3 separate regions of the Homo sapiens genome follow, and all the other regions are linked to region 1. A link is a loop called in an ENCODE intact Hi-C map of the cell type or tissue named here. Cell type or tissue: PC-9. All regions are shown on one strand.

Region 1 (8,000 bases):
GTTTCTAGCCCTTGTGACTGGAGGAGAATGCAGAAAAATAGGGGTTTATACATGGCAGGTAATTTCCTGTACAAACCAGTGTTGTGTGGCAGTGGAAATGAGCACCTTCTCAGAGATAGTCTGAGCCCTGCATGATGAGTCAGCCTCAGGATCTAGAAGGATCACAGTTCCCAAGGCAGACAGGCTTGTCTTACCAGCCCTATAATCTTGGGCAATAACAGCAATAGCCACTTCTCAAGCCCTGCCAGGGAGCCAAGTGCTCTGTGAAGTGCTGTGAACTTTACGCCAACAAGCTTGTGACATAGGTTTTACAATTTCCATTTTACAGACAAGGGAACTGGAATCAGAGAGAAGAGGTCACATAGCAACTAAGTGGTGGAACTAGGGTTTGAACCAGGGTCTCATCAACTCCTCTGCCATTTAACTCTCTGATCTTCAATTTCCAACTCACAAGGGGTGTGATGAGATCCTGGATATCCATCTACAGTTTTACTGCTTCCTCATCCCTAGGAGTGTTGCACTTAACTCTTTCCACTGGCTTCTGATTTCAGCAAGCACCTCCATCCAGAGCATGCACTGTGTGGTCTCCTTCTCCTCTGTGACTCGGCACTGTCCTCTGCACAGATCAAGCACCAGACAATACCATCACCTTCCTGGTCTGATAAATGGACCCAGTCCTGGACTTAAGAAAAGTCGTAAGATTCAGAGTTGCTTCTGCCACTGGGCAACTTCTTCGCATGACCACCTGTATTAGTTTCCAGTGGCTTCTGTAATAAATTACCATAAACTTAGTGGCTTTAAACAAAATCAGTGTGATTTTCTCCCAGTTCTGGAGGCCAGAAGTCCAGAATCCAGGTGTGAGCACGGCCACATTCCCTCCAGAGGCTCTCGGGGAGAATCCTGCCTTGTCTCTTCCAGCTTCTGGTGACTCCAGCATTCCTTGGAGGTTTTGCCTCCATCTTCACATCGCTGGCTCCTTCTTTGCGTCTGTCTAATCTCCCCCCGCCTTACTCTTCAAAGGCTACCAGTGATGGCTTTTAGACCCTTTCCCCAAATAAGATACCATTCACAGCTTTCAGGGATTAAGAGGTGGTCGTGTCTGTGTGGATCCCATTCAGCCCACGCCACCTTCTTGGGACCTGGAAGAAAAGAAAAGTTTTGTGTTTTCTCCTCCTCCAGGAGCACCTCTTTAGATCTGGGTCTTTCCCCTTCATTCTGTAGCTTCTTTCCTTCAGTATCTTCCGGGCAGTGCCCCTGCAAATATTAGAAACTGAGGCACACACTAAAAAGGTGGTTATTTACCAACGCAGGTGTGTTGTCCTCTTTAGTTGGGCAAAGTTAATGAACTCAGTACTGCATTGTTTCCAATTCAGGCCAGACAACACTTCCAGAAGCTCCCTGATCTTGTGTCAGAAATTCCTACATGGTCCTCATCTCGGAGAAACTACCCAAATTAATCTTTCTTCTTTCTGGCACTCTGCTCTGGACAAAAATACGAGAGAAGCATCTCCAACTAACTTATTTCCCTCTGGCTTCTTCATTCTAGACTCTATTTCACTGAAAAGTGTTTCAGTGTTTTCTCGTCAGTTTCTGAACTGTGTGACCGTCATCCTGCATGGACCCTCATATTCCAGCTTCCTGTTTCCTCCCTCCTGCGTCTCCATCCCCAGCTCCCAGTAGCAGGAAGCATTCACCACATTTTCACTTCTTGTTCTTTTCCTAGGCTGTCATTAATAAAAGTGTGAAACACAAGCTTTGGGCTACTCAGTGATATTTTCTTGGCCCAGGAAGAACAGGGTGATTACTTCGGTTTCTCATGCAGGATTTGAGAGAAGGGGTTTCCACTCTGAAACCTCAGTGGCAAAATGACCGGCAGGTTCATCTCTCTGCTGTCTCTGCCCAGAAAAAGTAGCCAGAACCACGAGGGTCACCTCTCCCTATATGGGGTCAATTCTATAAGAAATGAGATTTGCAGGCCCTCACACAATGTGGCTCCTAATCTGAGGCAGGGTTCCTCTGGGCTCCCTTTACCACTTGGTAGATGTTCCCATTGGCTGTGACCTGGAGGCCAGGCCTTTTGATTCTCAATCTATCCACATGACTTATATAGACACAGCTCCTGTAAACACCACTGAAGGCTGAGTGTGGTGGCTCACACCTGTAATCCCAGCACTCTGGGAGGCTGAGGCAGGCAGATCATTTGAGCTCAGGAGTTCAAGACCAGCCTGGGCAACATGGTGAAACCTCATCCCTACTGAAAATACAAAAATTAGCCAGGCGTGCTGGTGCACACCTGTAGTCCCAGCTACTTGGGAAGCTGAGGTGAGAGACTCACTTGAGCCCAGAGAGGTTGAGGCCCAAAGAGCTGTAATCATGCCACTGCACGTCAGCCTAAGTAACAGAGCAAGAGCCTGTCTCAAAAATAAATAAATTAATTAATTAATTAAATTATTTTTTTAAAACACCGTTGAATAATAGCTTCCATTTGCAGGCATTTTCACATATATTTTTATTTGATCCTGGAAACAAACCAGTGAAGCAGTTGGCTGGATCTCACTGATACAAGAGCGGGGCGGTCAGGGAAGAGAAAGGCGGGTCCCTGGCTAGGGCTCCACCCTTGGGCCTGTGCCCGTGGACCTAGGTGAAGACAGGTACTCCTGCTTTCGTGCCCAAATGTTGCATTTTCCAAGACCACCCTGGCCCGCTACATCCCCATCACGTGCCTATAAAAACCCTGAGACCCCAGCGGGCAGACACACAAGCAGCTGGATGTGGAGAGAAACAAACGCAGCGGCAGAAGAAGGCACAAGTGGCTGGACGTCAAGAGGGGCGCGGCTGCGTAAGAGCACACAGACAGACACACACAGATGCAGGCAGGCCGGCAGGCCATCCACCGGCAGAATGAGCCAGAATTTGGACGGTGCGGTCAGAGAAGACCCCAGGCCGCTGAGCAGCGTGACTCCAGGGGAAAAACCACCTTTTTACTCCATCTCCTTTCTGGCTCCCGCATCTGCTGAGAGCTACTTCCACTCAGTAAAACCTTGCAGTCATTCTCCAAGCCCACGTGTGAGCCGATTCTTCCCATACACCAGGGCAAGAAAGCCTGGGATACAGAAAGCCTTCTGTCCTTGTGATAAGGCAGGGGGTCTAATTGAGTTGATAAACATAAGCGGCCTACGGACGGCTATGCTAAAAGAGCACCCTGTAACACATGCCCACTGGGGCCTCAGGAGCTGTGAGCATTGAGCCCCAGACCCTGCCGTGGGATCGGAGCCCCACAACTTGCCCGACTGTCTTCTTCCCCTAGGGGTTTTGAGCAGCGGGGCACCAAAGAAGCAACCGCACCCCCATCACATGCCCTGCGAGGGGGATAAGGGAACTCTTCCCATTTCATTACTAACCTCATTTTACAGATTAAGAAACTGTGGTTATATGATTTGTACCACAAATCACAAGTCACCAGCCTGTGTGTGGCAGAGCTGAGGCCCCAGTGCAGGAATTCCGGTTACACAGGCAGCTTGCTTTCTGCTCCTGGACTTGTCTTCTTGTTCCCTTTTTTTCTTTCTCTTTTCATTTTCTCTTTGCCCCCCAGACTCAGTTTCCTACCATGCAATCTTCCTCTCTATTCTAATTCTTTCTGCTATCATCCTATACTGGCTTCATTACTTACTAACTGTGTGACCTTGGGCACATTTCTTTTTTTCTTTCTTTCTTTTTTTTTTTTTTTTTTTTTTTTTTTTTTTTTTTTGTGACGGAATCTCGCTCTGTTGCCCAGGCTGGAGTGCAGTGGCGCGATCTCGGCTCACTGCAAGCTCTGCCTCCCGGGTTCACGCCATTCTCCTGCCTCAGCCTCCCGAGTAGCTGGGACTGCAGGCGCCCAATACCACGCCAGGCTAATTTTTTGTATTTTTAGTAGAGACGGGGTTTCACCGTGTTAGACAGGATGGTCTCGATCTCCTGACCTCATGATCCACCCTTCTCGGCCTCCCAAAGTGCTGGGATTACAGACGTGAGCCACCGCGCCCAGGATCTTGGGCACATTTCTTAACTTCACTGAGCTTCAGTCTCCTCATCTTAAAACAGGAATAATGCTGGCTTCTTCATAGGGTTGTGGTGGAGGTTTAATAAGATTATATACAGAAGGCCTGGTGCAGTGGCTCCTGTCTCTAATCTCAGCACTTTGGGAGGCTGAGGGGAGCAGATCGCTTGAGCTCAGCAGTTTGAGACCAGCCTCAGCAACATGGCAAAGCCCCGTTTCTACAAAAAATACAAAAATAGGTGAGGTATGGTGATGCACACCTGCAGTCCCAGCTATTCAAAAGGCTGAGACGGGAGGATGGCTTGAGTCCAGGAGGTAGAGGTTGCAGTGAACCGAGATTGTGCCACTGCACTCCAGCCTGGACAATAGAGCCAGACCTTGGCTCAAAAAAATATATATATATATATTTTTTACGTATATAGAGAGATAAAAAGAATAAGATAGAAATGAGAGAGAGAAAGAGACAGAATAATTAATAGTCTCTGGCACTTGGTTAACAGTGCGCAGAAATTTTCTTCCTCCAGTTTTTTAATAGCATGGACTCGTGGCTACGACTATGCTTTTGCCCTTCATTCACCTGTGTCGTCCTTATCATAGAACTGTTGGATTTGATTTATCAGGAGACCCTGGTTGTGCCTCTGTGACTATGAGCCGTGGCCAAATCAGAGAAGCCTGATAGATGTGGTCGGAGTGATTAATAGCAACCTGTCTCCAGAGATAAAAGAGTGGCGAGTGAGACGCATTGCCCTGACTCCACTTCTAATTCTGTGTTGTTATATGCGGCTGTTTGGCCAAGCGGAGGCACCACACCCACAGCACCGTATCTGGCTGCAAGCCCTGGATTTCCTGGGTCACCAAGATAAGATTCTTTCAGTGGAAAAGAAAATGATCTGGGGCAGTGGTATTTACCCAGAGCAGGGTGTGAGCACAGGGTGCATGTGCAGCTGCACTTCCATCCCTGACTGATTTCATCACTGGACAAAGTGTAAGCTGGAGAAGGCACAGGAAAGGCGTGTTGGTGCAGGTTTCACCCCTGTTCCTGCAATGCCATTATCTGGTGCTCTCCCAGTGAGAAATTCATCAGTAGGACAGGATGCCCAGGAATGTGAGATCTGAGTCCAGGGAAGTGGTGTCTGTTTTTAGACACTGTAGTTGCTAAGCTTCACCGTCTTCTGCAAATAAAACAGCATTACTTTGCAAAGCCAGGTACTTTCCTACTTCTGTTCCGCAGATATCTAAATGCCCTAGCATAAGAAGGATTAAACAGAAAAAAATCTCCGGATATATCATTGTGACTTACTAATGTTAGGATTTTCTTCCCCCAGCAACATGTCTTCAACATTGTCAGAGCATTTACTGATTGCAGTCAAGGGAAAAAGCAATGGTGACTATATCTTCTTTCTCAAGCCAGTTCCTAAATTCTTAAACAGAGCTTCTGGGACTGTCATCTGTCAGGAAAGGGGAAATTGAGGTCCTGGTCTGCTGGGCCGCTGGCCCTGATCTGAGCCTAGCAGTGGAATTGGAGAAAACACCACAGTTCCTATTTGAAATTATACAGTTGGATGATGTTTCTCTTGGCTTCAACTATAAAAGCTGGTGCCCAGAGCCAATTTTTGGCAAAACTGAGAAGTATGAAGGTTTTTTCCTTCGAACATTCCCAGCATCCTTCTTTAGCACTTTTTATCTTGATCCTCCTCCAACTTCCCCAAGACTTGTTTCTTCCTTTACCTCATCCACATGTGAACAGCAAAGGCTCAGAAACATATTGTCTCTATCTGTAAGTGGTTGATAAAATCTAGAGCAGTGCTTCACAACTGGAATGTAGGTATGAACCTCCTACTTTTTTTTGTTTGTTTTTGTTATTTGTTTTTTTGAGATGGAGTCTTGCTCTGTCACCCAGGCTGGAGTGCAGTGGCATGATCTTGGCTCACTGCAAGCTCTGCCTCTCAGGTTCAAGCTATTCTCCAGCCTCAGCCTCCCAAGTAGCTGGGACTACAGGCGCATGCCACCATGCCCAGCTAATGTTTTTTTGTTTTGTTTTGCATTTTTCATAGAGACGGGGTTTCACCATGTTGGTCAGGTTGGTCTTGAACTGGTGACCTCAAGTGATCAACCCGCCTCGGCCTCCCAACATGCTGGGATTACAGGCATGAGTCACTGTGTCTAGCCCCTACATTTTTAAAATGCAAGTTCAGATCCAGGGGTTCTGGAGTGGGGTCTGACTGAAGGTCTGCCTTTCTAACCAGCTCCCAAGTGATGCTGATGTTGCTGGTTTGTGGACAACACTTTGAGTAGCAAAGCTTTAAACCAATCCTAAGGGGAAAAAATGGGAATGAGGAAAGGTCCCTCTGTGGTTTAGGGAAATGTGTGTGTGTGTGTGTGTGTGTGTGTGTGTGGTGTGACTTTTTATCCTAGTGACTAGTTATATCCTTGTTCTGTCTCTAGATCACACGGTATAATTGGTTTGCTTGATCAAAATTTTAAATTAATTGCTTAGGTTTCAGTTCTCATTGCTGTGATAAATACAAATGATCACTTTTTAGAAATGTGTTTTCCCTTGAAGAGAGACAAATCAAGAGATCTCAGACTTTAAAAGTTTCTTACAAACCTTGTTTTCCTACTCTGTGTTTGGGGGCAGAGGTGAGTAGAGAGGGGTCCCTGGCTAAGGATGAAAGGAGATGGCCCAGTTGATGACTGAGCTTATGGACCGCTGCCATTCAATGCATCTAGTGAACTGCCAGAAGAAATAATTTGCCTGAGACACTGAAGAGCCTTCAGATGGAACTCATTTTGGAAAGCAGAAAGAATCCAGCCCACAAACCTGATCTAGGACCAAAGCCACAGTCCTCAGTGACACAGATTGGTCCTCATCCCAGCCGGACTGACTCAATTATGCTGTCACAGGGAGAGAAAAGCCTGTGAGCCAATACAAAAAGTTTATTTTCATGATGATTCTGGCTTTAGTGCCCTTTTAACAGGATGTAATGCATAAAAGAAGGAGGTCAACCTTAGACAGAGCCTCCCCATCTCCACGGCCGTAGCAGGGATACTCACTGCAGAGGGTGGCAGCAGACGTGCCCAGCAAAAGCAGTAGCAATGCCTGTTGGATTTAGGAGCATAGACTCCACCCTGCATGGAGTCGAGAGGGTGACAAAGGCCGGGAGATGGTGCTGTGTGGGGAGCTGGCCAATTTCATTCATGATCATAGGTGAGAAATTCTCTGGAGCCTTCCAGGAAGATTCGGGAAGAGGTGGCAGTGAAGGGGGATTTCGCAGGGACAGAGACCCCCCTATTCGCTATTAGGAATTAAAGCCTAGGGCTATTAAGCCAATGTATTCAAAATCCCAGGTGATGTATAAAACCAGAACATAGGCTGAAATCAGTGGTTTGAAGTCTACATATATGCTTCAGTCAGAGCAGCTCCGTTCTTTCTTATGGGACTTCCATGTATGATTCATTTGCGGAAAGCATTCCTAGGCTAAATACCCTGAGCAGGATGCTCTCAAATGGTCCGTCCACCACTAGGACTCTATGACTCTCTTCCTCTATAAGTAAGGAAGCAGTGGGCTTGTCAGAGCCAGGGAACCAGGCCAGGAGAGATTGTAGTTAAAGAGGGGATTCCCAGGGTCTGTGTTGAAAGAAGCATTTTGTGGTCAAAGAGGAGATTCCAGAAGTCTGAGCCTTTCATAGCTCAACAGCTCTAAGTGCCAGTGAAGTCCAATCCCCAGTAGACACAGAAGCACCCAGGACCATTGTGGCACCATTTCAGACAGGGAGAGAATCTTCAGGACAGGGGCCCAAATCCCTGGAAACAATGGTGATGGGCAAGGCCCCAGACCTTGCAGGCTATTTTAAGCCAGGAATTAAGAAGCTATGGCTCATACTCCTAGCTTTGCAGTATTCAAATTCAGGCCCCATCACCAGCTGGCTTCAGCAGCTCTGAATGTCCCCAGGGAGAGAG
Region 2 (8,000 bases), 68 kb before region 1:
ACTCTAAACTTGGGAGCTCATTGGATGAGTTTAAGAGCATGTGGGACACAACTTATTAACTCAAAGACGAGATCATTTTTTAAAAATGCCTGAACTGAAACACAAAAGTGGAAAAAAGTTTAAACTTGCTCAAGGTTTATTTGTCTGAAAATATATTTATTTTGACTTAACTTTTGAGTATATTTTTACTTGGTATAAAATTCTAAGTTGGCAATATTTTTCTTTTATCTCTTTAAAGATGTTAAGACATTGTCTTCTGGCTTCCATAGTTTCTACTGAAAAATCATCCATCAATTTTGTTGTTACTTTGAAAGTAATGTGTCCCCCTTCCTCCACCTCTGCTTTGATTTGTCTCATATTTTTTCTTTGTCTTTAATTTTTAGCACTTTGAATATTATGTGCCTAAATAGGGTTTTCATTGTTTTTATTCTTATTGATATTCCCTGTTCTTGGATCTGTGGGTTGATATCCTCGATTTGTTTTGGAAAATTCTGTTGTTTTCTCTGCAACAATTTCTTCTATAGTCCCTCTTTTCTCTCGTTCTGGGACTTCGGTTATGCATGTATTAGATCTTCTGACTGTGTAGTCAATGTCTGTAATGTTTTTTTCCATTCTTTCTATTCTATCTTAGTTCTCACATTTGTATTTCAGTTTGGTCATTTTTAAAAACTGATCTTGTCTTTGAGTTAAATATGCTATGTCCCACATGCTATTAAATTCATGCAATAAGTTCCTAAGTTTAGATATTATATTTTCCAAATTCCATAATAACCATATGGCTTTCTTAGCCATTTTTATTCTCTTTGAAACTCTTAACCTTTAATACATACCTAGTTCCTTTGTATCCATTAACATAATAATCTTTATTATTTTAAAGTCATTTTCTGCTAATTTTTATATTTGTGAGTCTGCTTCTATTGTTTGATTTTTTTCTCTTGATTATAAATCATACCTTCAATTTTCTTTTCATGTTAGTAATTTTTAGTTATCTTACAGATATTGGGTATTAAAAATAACCCCAAACAAAACAAAATAATGACAACAACAAAACAAAATGTTCAGATGAAATGTCTACCAGCAAGGGTTCCTCCTATCCTCTGATGGGCAGACAGGCAGAGATTGTGCTGGATAGGAGGTTGAGTTGCAATTTTTAGCAAATCCCAGCTCACCTTTTATTTGTCCCTGATTTTTGCAGAGGTCAATTTTGGGCTTTTGATGAGAAGCCTAGCAGCTACCTGTCTCCACAGTTCTAAATAGTTTGCTCTTCAGAGGTTTAGAGGCTGTATCTTAGATATCCATGCCACAAAGGTTCAAATCTGGCAAATGGTTTATGAGGAAAAATTGTTGGACATTTATTGTAAACCCGTATTTCTAACAAGATGTTGTTTCTCAAGCACTGCAGACTACAGCAGATTTTATTTTCTCTTTCTGGTTCTGCCCCTTTAAGACTTCCCCACCATTCCAAAACATATGGAAATGAGCCTTGCATTTTGCACTCTTCTATTTTCCCATCTATTATGCCAATCCCATTCATTCACCAAAACTTCTGCTGATTTTTCTTTTACCCAGTAAAGTCCTTCTCTTTGGCCGAAATCTCATCTTCAGCCTTTACCTGCAATGAACAAATGCTCCTTGGGAAGCAAACAGCTGGTGATTATAAGCTCATGTAGGAACTTGAGTTTATCTAGTTCCTGTTGCTTCCAACAAGATAGTGTCTTTAATGACGCTTTCAGTTTACCTGTTTTTTTTTTCTTATTGCAACAGTGTGTGTGTTAGCCTGCTGTGACCATCTACTTCTTTTTTTTTAAATTAAAAAAATTTTTTTTTGTATTTTTAGTAGAGATGGGGTTTCACCATGTTAGCCAGGATGGTCTCCATCTCCTGACCTCGTGATCTGCCCGCCTCAGCCTCCCAAAGTGCTGGGATTATAGGCTTCAGCCACCGGGCCCAGCCCATCTACTTCTTATCTAGAAATGAAAGTCCCTCTCAGATGTATAAGGGGGCAGAAATTTTGGAGCTTGAACGGACTTTGGCATGTGCTCAGAATTGTAAAGTGATGTATTCAAGACAAAAAACAAACAAACAAATCCAAAAAAACGATAAAGCTAGAAATTGGACCTGAGGTAAACTTGAGGGAGGTCTTCTGATCCCATCTATTATTCAAGAGGACAGGGAGCAGAGAAAGAGAGGAAGAGAGAAGATATTGTGGAAGGCTCTACCTGAAACAGAGAGCAATTCTGAAGTTTTTGCTCCAATTCTGGAATTCAGAAGTGACCTACCCTCAGAAACACTGGAAAACACACTTAGGTCTTTTGAGCCAATTATTACATCTAACATTTGCCTATTATTATTGTTGTTGTTGTTCTACCTGGTTTGAAAACAGGATTTAAAATAATTTGCCAATGATGAGAGCTCCTCTGGGGAAGGTTACAGATGAGGCAAATAGGATGATAATATAGAGGGTAAGAAAGGCTGTTATTAGAAAGCTGAGAATATTACTTTTGGCAGGGGTACATTGGTAGTTGAAGGAATTTCAGGACTAGGTGATGTGGGCTCATGAATTACTCCACTCAACAGAGCAAATGAGACAAGACTGGGTTCCTGTCCTTTGAAAACATAAAAAGGAAATGTTTCGATCCTTTTCTACAGGGAAAGTTGATCACTGTCACTTTTCCCCCCTCTATGATTGTTGAGCTAGTCCAGAGTGCCAAAGTAAGGGAAGAAAAAGTACAAGATTAATGACGAGATGGGATTCTGGAACTGAGAGCAGAGAGACCCATCCCTTCCCGAGATGCTCCTCACCCTTCCACTCACACGCTGAGCTACTGAAGCCAAACTTCACCTCTTATATGGGGAAGGAAAAACATTTGAATTTGCAGAAAGTCAAAGTCATGAGAAGATAAAAGAAATGTGATTAAAAATAAATGTGATTTTTATGTTTTATCTTTAATGTGGCAGTAGTATATTTATTTAAGTTTTGTGGTATTTTGTCCTGCTCTTGATTGAAATTGTATGTCTCTAGTCAAGCCTAAAAAAGAGGTTGCTAAGCAATTTAACAATGTAAACAAGTAAGAGGGGGAGAAATGTTCAGGATCAACGGGAAGCAGTGTGTTTTTATTTTCTTAGAAGAACAAACTGAACAAACTGTATTTAAGAATATTATCACACTATTGTCTACATGCAAATGTGTGCTGCTATTTGTAAACGAATCACATCCCTTTATTAAGGAAGGATGTCTATTTGTCATCTTTGCAGCAATTCCAGTAATAAAAAAATGCCCATTTCTTTAAAATTATGCGCTATTGATGGCAGCTAACATTTCTGGAGTACTTATTATGAACCAGGATGCTAAACAAGGATCACTTCATACAAGCTATTGCATTTAATCTTCACAATTGTTTTATGAGGTAATTACTAATATTATCCTCCTTTTTAACACGTAAGAAAATGGAGACTTAGCAAGGTTAAGTAACTTGCCCAAGGACATATAATAAAGGGCAGAGCCCAGTTCAATTTGATTCAAAAGCCTATGTGCTAATCATTTTGCAATAATCAGAATGGTCTTTCAATAGCTGCAAACCTGTGGTGCAAAACTTTCCATTGGAATGATGGCCAATCCAGTGGCTTGGTTTCTAAACAACTCCATTCCTCCTTTCTGTTCTACTCAGCCAATCACCTTGATGACCACTCTTCTCTCTCAGTCCACAGTGGTCAAGTTGTGTTGCCTAAAGCATGAAAAAGGGAAATGAACAGTATGAGAAAGCAAGATTGACTTGGTATCTTCTTATTGCTACCCTCTTGCTGGGTCCCAGCATATCACCTTACTAATTGTATAGCCTATGGCAATAAACTTTATAATTCTCACCTCTGAAATTAGGATTATATTACCAATCTTGCAAAATTGCTATAGGAAAATGAAATACTGCATGAAAAGTGCCTAATTCAATGCAGACACATGATAATGTTTGTCATATATGAGTTTTCTTCCCCTTCCTAATTCTATCTTTAATGCATCCTTATGCTATATCTTTCTTCAAAGTCAGAACCTTGTCTAGGAGATTTTTAAGCACTGTGTTGTTATCTAGACTTTGCATATAACTCACAGAAGATTGTGAGATGACTAATGTGAAGACATCTTTGGACAAGCAATTATCAACTTCCTACCTGATATATTCTCATAATGTGAATACTTGCTTTAAAAGTACTTCTCCAAGGTGTGTATGTGTCACATTTTCTTAATCCAGTCTATCATTGATGGACATTTGGGTTGGTTCCAAGTCTTTGCTATTGTGAATAGTGCTGCAATAAATATATGTCATGGAATACTATGCAGCCATAAAAAAGGATGAGTTCATGTCCTTGATAGGGACATGGATGAAGCTGGAAACCATCATTCTCAGCAAACTATCGCAAGGACAAAAAACCAAACACCACATGTTCTCACTCATAGGTGGGAATTGAACAATGAGAACACATGGACACAGGAAGGGGAACATCACACACCAGGGCCTGTCGTGGGGTGGGGGGAGGGGGGAGGGATAGCATTAGGAGATATACCTAATGTAAAAGTTAATGGGTGCAGCACACCAACATGGCACATGTATACATATGTAACAAACCTGCACGTTGTGCACATGTACCCTAGAACTTAAAGTATAATAAAATAAATAAAATCAATACATAAAATTAAAAAAATAAAAGTACTTCTCCACTTTAAACACTACTCAATTATCTATTGGCATAAAGATTGCCCGCCCTCTACTCCACACCACAACAAATAAATCCCATGATAACATACCCAAGAAGCAGAATTCAGGATCCCTTCTCTTCATTTGGAGTCTTCTGGAGTTGAACAGCTCTTGAGTAGGGGGCACTTTTTTGCTGTAATAAATTTGTCTTTGTGACAAACTGAAGCCACTGGCCTCCAGGTGGAGCTGCATGAAAGAAAGAGAGAAGTGAAAAGAGGGAAAAATAGGTTGGTGTTCCAGAGAAGTAGATAGCCTGAGAAAGACTCAATAAAACCAAGATGGTACATGGTCCTCAGGGGATTTTCTAGGAAAAGAAGTGACATGCAAACTGATTCAGCCAGTTTAATTCCACAAGAATTTGAAGAGACTGCCAATGTGCTCAGCCAGCCCCAGTGTCTGATGCAAGAAAAATGAGACATGGTCCCCAGGAAGCTGGCAGTCTTTGGGAGTGGCAGCACATAGGCATGGAAGAAGAACATCAGGAGACCATGTGTAATTCAATGGTAAAACGGTCATGCAGCTTAGGACATGGTTTCAGAGGTGAGAGAAAAGCTATTTTGTGTGTGTGTGTGTGTGTGTGTGTGTGTGTGTGTGCGCGCGCTACTACGTTCCAGGCACTAAATTTGATGGGTTACATAAATTATCTCATTTAATTAATCCTAAAAACAAACCTTTGACATGAGCCCATTTTAATGGCAAGGAAATGGAAGCAAAAAGATTAAATAACCTGCCCAGGAGCCAACAGCAAGCGAGCTGTAGGATTAAAAGTTAAACCTGTCTGAATTCAACACCTATGGTCTTGAAAGGCCTGAGCCATTTGCTAGCCATATAACTAAACCCTCCTGACTCTTCTGTGCCTGTTTTTTTAATGGGACAAATGGATATCATATTGCTGTATTTGAATTGTTTGGGGGTAATCCTTTGCTTCTGCCCTCTTCTTCAGCAATATGACCTTCACTTTGGCCCTGATAATTGGACACCTCTTGCTTTAACCATGTGATCCTGCCTCCAAATGGAGGCTGCTGAGACCAAGGTAGGCACTTGACTCAAGGGAGGTGTGGTGGAAGGAGAGAACCATGGCAACTTTGTCTGTCCTGAAGCCTGATGGTTCAGTCAGCTTTTCCTAGATTCTGTGAGACTACGCTATAACTGTACAGTCATCTCCCCAACCCCTATTCTTCTGTTTTCTTGAGCTGAATTGAGCTTCTGTTACCACAACCAACAGATCCCTGACTAGAACAAATACTTTCCATGGAGTTATTGTGAGGAATCCATGAGATAAGGTAAATTAGAAAGGACAAGATCAAGGAGACCATAGCTATTTATCTTAGTGAGTAAAATAGCAATTTGGCCTTTATAATTGGATCCCAAGATTTTCAGTTTATGAAATGTTTCATTACGTCAAAAGCAGGATATGCGCAATTTTCATTTTTACTTTTCCTGCCAGGAGAAATCAAAGTGGCTGATAGTCATGTTAAACTAAAGACGCAGCCCCAAGGTTCTCTGTATTTTGGACAGAGAGGCCCCAGGCTGGTCATCTGGTAACCACTTTAAATTGGGTTTCCACTGGAGCCACACTGTACCCTGAGGACTCTTCCATAGGAGATGTAGATATCCTGACTGAATGATGGACTGCCTGACTGGCTGGCCAGCCATACTGCAATCTTCACCTGTGTGAAGGTTCTGAGAGAAGTGCGCCACTCAGATCCAACAAGCTGTTTGACCAAGGACACTTCTTATTTGATTTGGTTCAATTGCATCGACTGCCCGTGTCACTGAAAATGATCAAAGCAATTGCATATAGACACAGCCTGAGAATACAAAGCTGCTTCTTTAAAACAAAAAAGCAAACAAACTTCACACTGGACATTTTAAGACTGGGTTATTTAGTATCATGGACGCTTTGCCTTTGGGATGTTGATTTAGTAGGTTTGAAAAGATGGCCAGAGACAGCATACTTTTTGCTGGCATCTGATTTGTCACATGGTTCATGTTGCTTTATTTATCATGGACCACAGGGTGCCAAGGCTTTCTTTGCTTCTTGATAATTTCAGTACTTCTCAGGTTAAAGTGGAGCCTTTGGATCTGGCTCTCCTCCCTAACCCCTTCCTTATGCACCGCACATTCTCTTACTTTCTCTGGGGATCACACGGCTTCTTGCATTCTCCAACTGCAGTCAGGCAGCAGAGGAAGCAACATTTTTGTTAGTGAGTTTTTCCCCCGTGGCTGCTTTATTACTTAGACCATGTAAATCTCAGTTGGAGGGTGGCCTTTGTGTGAACCTCATTCTGAATCTCAATTGACTCGTGCAAAGACAGTCCGTATATTTTCCTGCTACTTTTTCACTACTTTCATCTTTCTCAGCTTTTGCGTATTAGGATCAGTTATGGTTTTTTTTTAAATAAAGTATCTTTTGTTGACAGTATTAGAGCTTCCCACTCCAAGACACTGCAGGTTAGGGCTTGCTTCCTGCAGGAGAATTTTGGAAGAGGTTCATGGGAAAGGATCAGATGCCATATAGATACTGTGATGCCTTTAATCCATATGATTTTTTGGGAGAGAATGCTGAATCATGATGGGTGTTTGGTGTCCTTTAATTACCAAAGTTATCAGGAAAAGAAAGTGTACCACAATCTCATACTGATGGATTACATTGCAGGCACTGGAAAGAAATCTTTTTCTAGAACAGCCTTTGTCATGGTGGAGGTGGGGGTAGGGGGCTGGCACTTCCCATTTGCCCATTCTGTGTACTAGAATCTTAGCGGCAAAGGTCAGGTAGGGTTTAGCCAAGTCCGATATCTATCTACAATTATATCTGGATTCGTTAACCTAGGACTTGATGAATTTAACAATAAATGTCCATTAAACCTGTATATGATAAATACATCAAGTATAAAACAATGGCAAACATTTTTCAAGTACTTACCACATGCCAGGCAAGAATTCTATCTCATCTTTTCCTCTAAGCAACTCTACGAGGTCATAATAACAGCTAAGATTTATTCAGCTCTCACTCTGTGCCAGGAACTATTCCAACTGCCATGCATGCCCTTATTTACTTATTTCATTCTCCCAGTAATACTGTGGGTTATTTAGTATCATGTGGTATGGGCACGAGTTTTCAACCCATTTTATAAATAAGGAAACTGAAGTACACGCAGAGAGGTTAGGGAACTTGCCCCAGGTTGTAAAGCTGACAATGAGTGAAGCTGGGATTCACACCCAGCTGTCTGATTTCGAATCCCATGTGAT
Region 3 (8,000 bases), 130 kb after region 1:
ATATTTATAAAGGAATGTTAATTAATCAGCTGGTAATTGATATGTAAAATTGCTTGAAATTATAAAATAATAGTGACAACTAAAAGTAATACAGTGCATAATAGTTTAGAAATCAACTTCATGATTATCTCATTTAATCCTCACACAGTCCCATCAGGTATCACCATGATCATCCTCACCTTAAGAATAAGACACTAGTTCGAAGCCACTCTATGATTTGTGCCTGGGATTTTAATCAATATTCTCTGATGCAAAAGCCAACCTAGCACTTTGCCTCTTTGGTCATGTTGTATGTGCCCACTCATGATAAGTGCTTGGTATATTTAAGTAGTCATATCCATAGTAGGTATAGGTATCAGTTTGGATTCTCCAGGAAGCAGAATTACGAGTGTATGAGGAGGAGGGGGTCACACCTGGGAAAGATAAAGGGAGACTGATCAAGGTGGGGCAATGTATTAGTCCATTTTCACACTGCTGTAAAAAAATACCTGAGCCTGGGCAATTTATAAAGGAAAGAGGTTTAACTGATTCACATTTCCACATTGCTGGGGGAGCCTCATACTTAGAATCATGGCGGCAGACAAAGAGAAACCAAGGACCTTCTTCACATAGTGGCAGGAGAGAGAAGAGCCAGTGAGTGAGGAAGTGCCACTCTTTTAAAATTATCAGATCTCATGAGAACTTCCTTACTACCATGAGAACAGCTTGAGGGAAACCTTCCCCATTATCCAATCACTTCCCACTAGGTTCCTACCTTAACACCTGGGGATTACAACTCAAGATGAGATTTGAGTAGGGGCACAAAGCTCAACCATATCAGACAGGGGTGCTGATGTGCCACTTATGAAAGGAGAGGCAGAAGGAAGCAGGATGGAGCTGGGAGTGTCTCAGTCCATGATGTAGATCTGACGAAGTCTTAGCCAATATAATGGAAGTCCCATAGCAAAGACTGCCTGCAAGAGAGTCCCACACTGGATAGAAATGGCCTGGCCTGGCCATGAACCTCCATGCTCAGGCAATGTCTGGGTCTGCCTAGGATGTGCATGGCCTTGGCTTGAAAGTTAAGGTGGATTCTACAGACGGTGTAGCTGGATGCTGTTGGCTAACTGCACATCTTGCAACCCGACAGCAAGTTATTCCTTGAAGGGAAAAGCAAGTGGTGCACCTCATGACTATATATGTTTACATTTTTAAAGACATGACATTTTAATATAATTCCCACTTAAATACTTTAGCTGGCTATTGTTTTCTTTACTATACCCTGACTTTCTAGTTAGTGAACTATAGCCAACATAGAGACCAAATGTCCCAGTTTGAAAATCCTAAATTCCTACCTACAGGGTTGAGAGAAGAGAAGGGATTATGCTAGATTGAGCAATTAAAATTTGATACACTGGATCAGGTCAACTGTTACAAAAACACAGGTGCTGCCAGTCCATTTTTCATATCCCTGGCAGACCTGGCCGATTGATCACAGCACTCTTCCTTATGAGTTGTGTTGTCTGCCTCAAAATTATTTTCAACATTGTGATCCAGACAGCCATTCCCAATCTATCACCATTGGCGCCTAAGATGAAACCAATTTATCATCCCATCACTAGGTAATAGGGGAAAAACACAGGTCTTGGAGCAGGTGTGTGTGCTCAAATGCTTGTGAGGGTGCTAATGAGAGTGTGAGATTGAGGGAGAGGTGATGAAAATACACACTTGAAATTATTTATCAATTAGAAGGTTATGTTTTAATTTTTTAATTAATAAATCTGTTTAAACCCAGAATACCTTTTTCCCAGAGGCAATATTACAAATAAGGATTATATACAAAAGTCAGCATCTAAATCCTTACCTATCTATATATAAGTATTACTGCATTTGCTTTTGGATCCTAACAATAAACTCAGTGCTCATTGACCTTAACAAATAGGGTTTTATTCTTTCTCCCATAAAAAGAAATCTGTAGGTAGGCAACTATCAGCATAGGTTCAGGGTTTTAGCAACAGATCTTTGTGATTCTCTTGCTACTTTCCTTGTAGTTACAGAATGGCTGTTGTTCCAGGCATTGTCTTCAATATTATTTGGAGGTAATTCATCAGGAAATATAAAACTCTCTAAGTAGTCTCCCCCAGAAGAATTCCATGTACATTTCATGGGCCAGACAGGATGACATGACTGTCCCTAGCTTCAAGAAAGATGGGCAAACCACATATTTTATTTTCCAGCCTCTGTGCTGGGAGGCAGCAAGGGAGAAGGGGTTAGACATAGCTTTTAGGTAGCTTGCCAATAGGGAATGGTACTTAGACCTAAAAGATAGCAGTACTAGTTTTCTAGAGGTTAAAATAATACTCGATGTTCTCAAGCATGAGCAGAAATATCCTGCGTTCACTCCTTTACTACTCACTTCCGCTTTCTAATAAAAAGAATTTGATAAATATAATGAGCATCTCAGTATATTTGCCAGGTGAGTGTGGATTCTACACGTTTGTGCTTTAGCAAAATAAATTACTACTTTGAATTTTAATAGACTTATGTCTTAAAATCCAGTCATTGGATAGATTTAAGGTGAAATGCTGTTGATACATTACTATTCATTGTAGGATTAACCCAACAATCCACCACAATTTAAATGAGAATTTAAAAATCAAATTAACAGTGAGTTATAATGAAAGGTAAGAATGGCAGAAATGGAAATCTCCAGCCCACTCATGATAACAACACTCAAAATGTATAGCCTATTTACTAAAAATTACAGAAGTTCCAAACTATCTCCTTGTCTCTAAGTGAGTCACATGCCAGAATTAACAGTTCTTTGGTGCTATGCAATCTTCTTAGTATAGCACAGAATTAAGTCATTGGTAAACTGTAATAATGTGCTAATTTTAGATCATTATGCCATAATGTAGTAATCCTTAGTAAATACTTAGTAAGTTACTAGAAAGTAGCTCTTCATCATATGCAAAAAATAAAACTGAAGACATTGCATGTCATTGGCTTCCAAGAATTGGAGAAAGGAAATTTTAGAGTCAGTTTTTGGTTCATCTATAGGACAGTATGTTGGATCATATTGTAAAGAATTGAGATGCATAGATGAGAGCACTAGTTTGAAATCAACAGCTGGATTTGACTCCATTCCACCTCTGACAACTTAGGACAAGTGTCTTAAGCCCTGCATAGCCCAGTTTCCTCATTATTAGACTGGCAACTACTAACACAGAAACTATTCTACTTACAATATGGTTGTAATTGAATCTGTTTGTTGGAAATTCCAAAGTGACTAAGCTTGCTGTCACAAATGCACTTCCAGGAATAGGAGCATGAATCAGTTTCTCAAAGCTTTTAATAAAAGCTGGTGTTCTTGTTTATGCATGTTCAATGCCATGTCTGCCTAGGTGATAAAATAATGTTTGGTGCATAGAAGGCACTAAAAATATAGCTTTTGAATGAGTGAAGGACATTTTCCCCAAAATTATTGTCATTTGTCATTTGTCTCTGCTGGAAGTCTGTGGGGGCAGATAACTGTTCTTGGGGATCTCCCAAGTGTCCTGAGGAGGTCCTTAGGAGCCACAGCCTGCATTCTCGTCGCCTCGCCCCTCATGTGGATGTGAACCAGACTGGAAGAGGCATCCCTTTGCCTTGAGGCAACAGTTTCAAGAGCAGAGTCTCTTTGGCCAGCTCTTAAACTTCTCCCAAGTTAGCCCTCCCCGGAATGAACAGGAGGCTCCTCTGCCCATCTAGTGTCAAGGTGCCGACTCAAGAAGTCATCCTTTGTCTTCCTCTTCCATTCTCTTGCTGATATTGTCCACGGACACAGGCACAGCACTTTTGTACGTTGCACGATTTGCTCTTTGCCCTTTATAATCATTTCTACTATTGAATAATTCATCCTATATTCGTGTGAAGAGTTCCTCTTTTTCTCATCACTTCCAGTTTTTAAAAATCTCTTCTGTTTCCATGGTAATTGTATATATCAACAAGGACTTTGAACACTCTCCATTTTCTTGGATTTATTGAATCTGATGTGGTTAATAATGCTTGGGAAAACTTCTCAAAAAAAACTCTCACAAACACAGCAAATGCATTGATGGTGAACAGCACAGTTTTTGAGTTCAAAAGGCAGCAGTGTACATTCCATATCATCTGCTGTTACCATGTAGTATGTTCTCACAGGAGAGCTTGGGATTTTATCTGTGAATATCCATAGGTTGAAAGTTGGTAAGCAAAAGAACATCTGTAACTAACCTACTCTTTTTCTGCAGGTTTGTTGTTGGGATAAAAGTTAACGTGCTCTAGTGCACTGTAGCCTATAAAATGTTATCCTTTCTGTGACGCATGCCCCATTTCCACCATGCCATGTGGGGACACAAGGAACAGATCTTTGTCCACAGGAAAAGTGGAAACTCAGAGTTGAATTTCCTCTTCACTCCAAAGCATGACTATGCATGCACACACACACACACACACACACACACACACACACACACGTGCGCGCACACACACACATGCACTCAAACTCCTAAGAGCTGGAGGCAGGGATCCTGGCTCAGAGTTAGAGCTCTCACAACAGGAAGGATAGAGACAAAATTCCTAGTTGCTGATCACTTGCTAACTCTCTTCATTTTCAGAAGAAAACACCTCCTGGCATTTGCTTAATGGAAGGCACCTTTCTAGTCAATCACTTGACAAGTGTTCTGAATTGGATTTTAAAAGGACAGAGGTTGAGATTAGGGTTAGGGATTTTTATTACATCTCAAAGTGCCTGTATAAATTACACAGTGGGGATTTTCAGTTGAAAGCTTTTCCAGTTAATAAACAGGAGACTCATGTATCGGCATTTTTGTAATGCTATAAGAATGGGGAAGTGTAGGTTCTGGCACGTATTCATGTAAACAAAAAGTGAGTGACGAATTTTTACCTTGAGTTTTAGAATCACACTCTTATAAATAATTTACATACAAGGAGAGATCATAGAGATAACCTGTAGAAAAACAGAAAGATGAATTTTTTCCAGCTAAACTTGTCTTGGTGCAGAACTATCTTGGGCATATCAGATTTTATAAAGATACTTTTCCTCTTACATTTCACACTTCACTTTCACTATCCAGAAGCCAAGTGGAGGCATTTTCCCTGATGAGTGGGAGTTGTAAGGACTAGCTCAAGAGTAGAATAGGCTTAGGCAAAACTATAATGTAGGGGAAATCATCCATGTAACCTGAATCCTATTTTAGTGTCTTGAGCCTAAGCCCTATCTTAATCCCCAGAACCCCAAAGTTCTGCAGACAAAAAGTTCCCCATAGAAGTGGCCTCCTGATCTTTAAACAGAGCCATGGGCTTAATCTTCCTTTTGCTGCCATCTAAAATTTAATAATTCTAATATTCATTTCCTCAGGGCCTTAGCTTGTGGACAAGCTAATGTATGCCAACATACCCAGAGTTCTTATGATCTAAAAGTGTTATTCTCCTGGGTAAGTGGTAAGTAGTTTGCATTTCAACAAGGATAAATAAATGCCTTGGTTCAAAAGAATGACAGGGTAGGGTTGTTAAAAATATTACTTCCTCCAGGAAGCTTCTGCCTCCCTCTACCCTCATGGATTAGAAGTTCCCAGGAAGGCTCCTATGTAAAGCATGCTTCTCCTGTCATGGTATTTGGCACCCGTCATTGACAACACTTGTTTAATAAGCTCTGTGGGTACAGCCCCATGTATATTCATACACATATACTGTTGTATTAATTCCCACCACCCGGCTCCCTGATGGAACACTTGAAGGACATTAATAAATACTGTCTGTTGAAGAATGAACAAAGCTAAGGGTTTCAGGGACTCTAGAAAGATAATAGAGTGAGGGAGAGACAAGCAGTATTTGAAGGCCAGATGGCTTTCACTGATGCTTCCTACTTGGTTATTTTATAACTGACAAACCTCTGAAAATGCCACTTAAAAGTAATAGTTTTCAGTATCACTTTAAGTGCTTTAGAATCACACTCAGCATTGGATGTAAATGGTTAAGGAGGGTAGCCTCGGTCTGCTACTGCCATAGATACCTTTAATATACAGAAATTACACAGAAAGTGTCATGGCATTCTTGTTTTACCCAGTGAGAAAATCCACTGTTCAAATCGAAACCAATATGGAAATTACTCCTTCCATCAAAAGGAGCAGAGGACGAAAACAAAAACAAAAACAAAAACAAAATCTCCTCAGCTCCACAGTGATGACATAGAAAGTTCAGATAAGAAAGAGAAAGAAGGCTTTGGGAAAACAAAAATAAGAAAGTATTTCAATGGCATTCCAAGTAAATAGTGGCTAGAGTTTTGGCTCAATGTACTAGCAACACAGTGATAAGGGCTCTTCTCAAAGTAAAGTGAACTTGGAGCAAGTGAATGAGGAAACACTGAAAACGGGTGGGCTGAGAAAAATGCACCCTCTCAGAGCATGCAGTGAAGGCTCAGCTGAATTAATACAAGGAAAGGAAATTTTACCCCAGACTATAGATCACTCGTTTAACCTTTCTCATGAGAGTCTTCTTCAGTTGTTAGTGAGGGGGAATTGTAGATTTATATTAGACCTGCATTGTAATATAACAGAGTTTAGCAATGCACTGTGGCTAAGACAGCTATATAACCAACTGGATGTAGTTCTTAGTGATACCACACTCAGTCATTTTCAGTTCTGCTTTCCTTTCGTTTTCCTTTTTTCCTTCTCATTTTCTCTCTTTCTATCATACATCAAGTTAAAGAATGTCTTTATATGCTGCCATAGACAAATATATATGAACCAGGTAGACCAAGAAACTAAGTAGTACACAAAGTGGCCAAACCCAGTAAAAGCCTATAACTTCTACACGTTTTACACATACACACACACACACCACACTCATTTAATTCCCTCAACACCTCTACTCTATAAAAATTTTATGCCTCCCCTTTTTTTGGTTTAGTAAACAAATTCAGGTAGGCTCAGTCATTTGACCAATGACAAACAACTAGAATATGGAGCATGAATTTGAAGCATCAGAGTCTGTACCCTTTTCTCTGAATATTTTGGGAGATAATTGGTACAAAGTAAATAAAAATCAATATTGTCATTATTGTCTACTTAGATAACAATGCAGTGTCTTCATTCATAATGGATTGCAGTTCCCCACTCAGGAAGAGGACATTTTTTTTAAAACTACATGATACAACTGAGAGCTTGGAAGCTATCCATGCATAAGTTTTAAAACCCAGCAGCTTCATGGTTTCCTCCTTCTGTTGGCCTGGCCAGTGGACACAGTGGTCACGTTCCTGGCATGGAGATGTCATTCATGGTAGGTGTTCTTGAATTGGAGCCTAAGGCTCCAGGACTTTTGTGGGTTCCTCCAGAATCCTACATCCTTATACACTCCCACGGGGTGCCTGCCCAGGTGAGTGGCATGCTTCATGGTATCCTTTCAGACTCTATCACTCCTACTTCTCCAACCCTGACTTACAATATGACCTGGGGAAGGATTAGAATGTTGGTATATTTTAATTTGCTCCTATGCCAAATCACAGTGCTTATATTTGCAACTCTGAGAATTGATGGGGACAATACATAGATTTAGAATTCACATGTGTGAGCACCATGAAGTACTTTGAACTTCACTAAATGGGGAAAATACAAGACACTACATTTAGAAATTGTTTAGGAGCAGCAAATGGAGAGAAGCAACATTTTTGCTTTAAAAAAAAACAACATCACAACCCCTTGATTATGTGCAGCACACAATTTAACAGGTGTGTGATTTATTCATTTATTCACAGACTCATGGACCAACCATTCCATCACAGCACTATTGTCTGTGAAGCAAAACACATTTACAGCAAACTGTATCAGCTCCTCAGAGAGACTGAATTAACCCATCTAAAAATCCTTTGCTTCCGATTGAAAAAGAGGGTTAATATCATCCAAATGATGAACATAAATAAACTTTACCTCAGTAAAGTTCTTTCCATCTTTGGATTTCTGGGTCATCTCTAACCAGTGCTT

The links. Hi-C counts contacts between places; a loop is a spot of excess contacts. Peaks named below come from ENCODE experiments on the same cell type or tissue, not always from the same donor. Only the 100,000 strongest peaks of a DNase experiment are listed, where the experiment ranks them.
Region 2: a loop joins it to region 1, with 4 times the contacts of the local background. A loop is called at or near these places in 3 of 110 quality-filtered maps.
Region 3: it touches region 1 in a loop (9-fold over the local background); 3 of 110 quality-filtered maps call a loop at or near these places.

What each region holds. Positions count from the first base shown.
Region 1 is chr3:108,001,470-108,009,469 of GRCh38, forward strand. No RefSeq gene overlaps it. Among named protein-coding and RNA genes, the nearest start is that of CD47, 86 kb to the right of the region's middle. RefSeq lists a silencer at 2,607-2,768. In PC-9, no CTCF peak of the experiment used is centred here; DNase peaks (open chromatin) are centred at 202 and 4,932; H3K4me3 peaks cover 375 bases; H3K27ac peaks cover 1,604 bases.
Region 2 is chr3:107,933,305-107,941,304 of GRCh38, forward strand. No RefSeq gene overlaps it. Among named protein-coding and RNA genes, the nearest start is that of LINC00636, 54 kb to the left of the region's middle. In PC-9, a CTCF peak has its summit at 4,914 (motif pointing right); a DNase peak (open chromatin) is centred at 4,997.
Region 3 is chr3:108,128,052-108,136,051 of GRCh38, forward strand. The region is part of intron 1 of LINC01215 (long intergenic non-protein coding RNA 1215); the gene reads left to right. Among named protein-coding and RNA genes, the nearest start is that of LINC01215, 7.0 kb to the left of the region's middle. RefSeq lists an enhancer at 3,004-4,203 and a silencer at 5,872-6,031. In PC-9, no CTCF peak of the experiment used is centred here; DNase peaks (open chromatin) are centred at 2,870, 3,260 and 4,870; H3K4me3 peaks cover 1,370 bases; H3K27ac peaks cover 3,531 bases.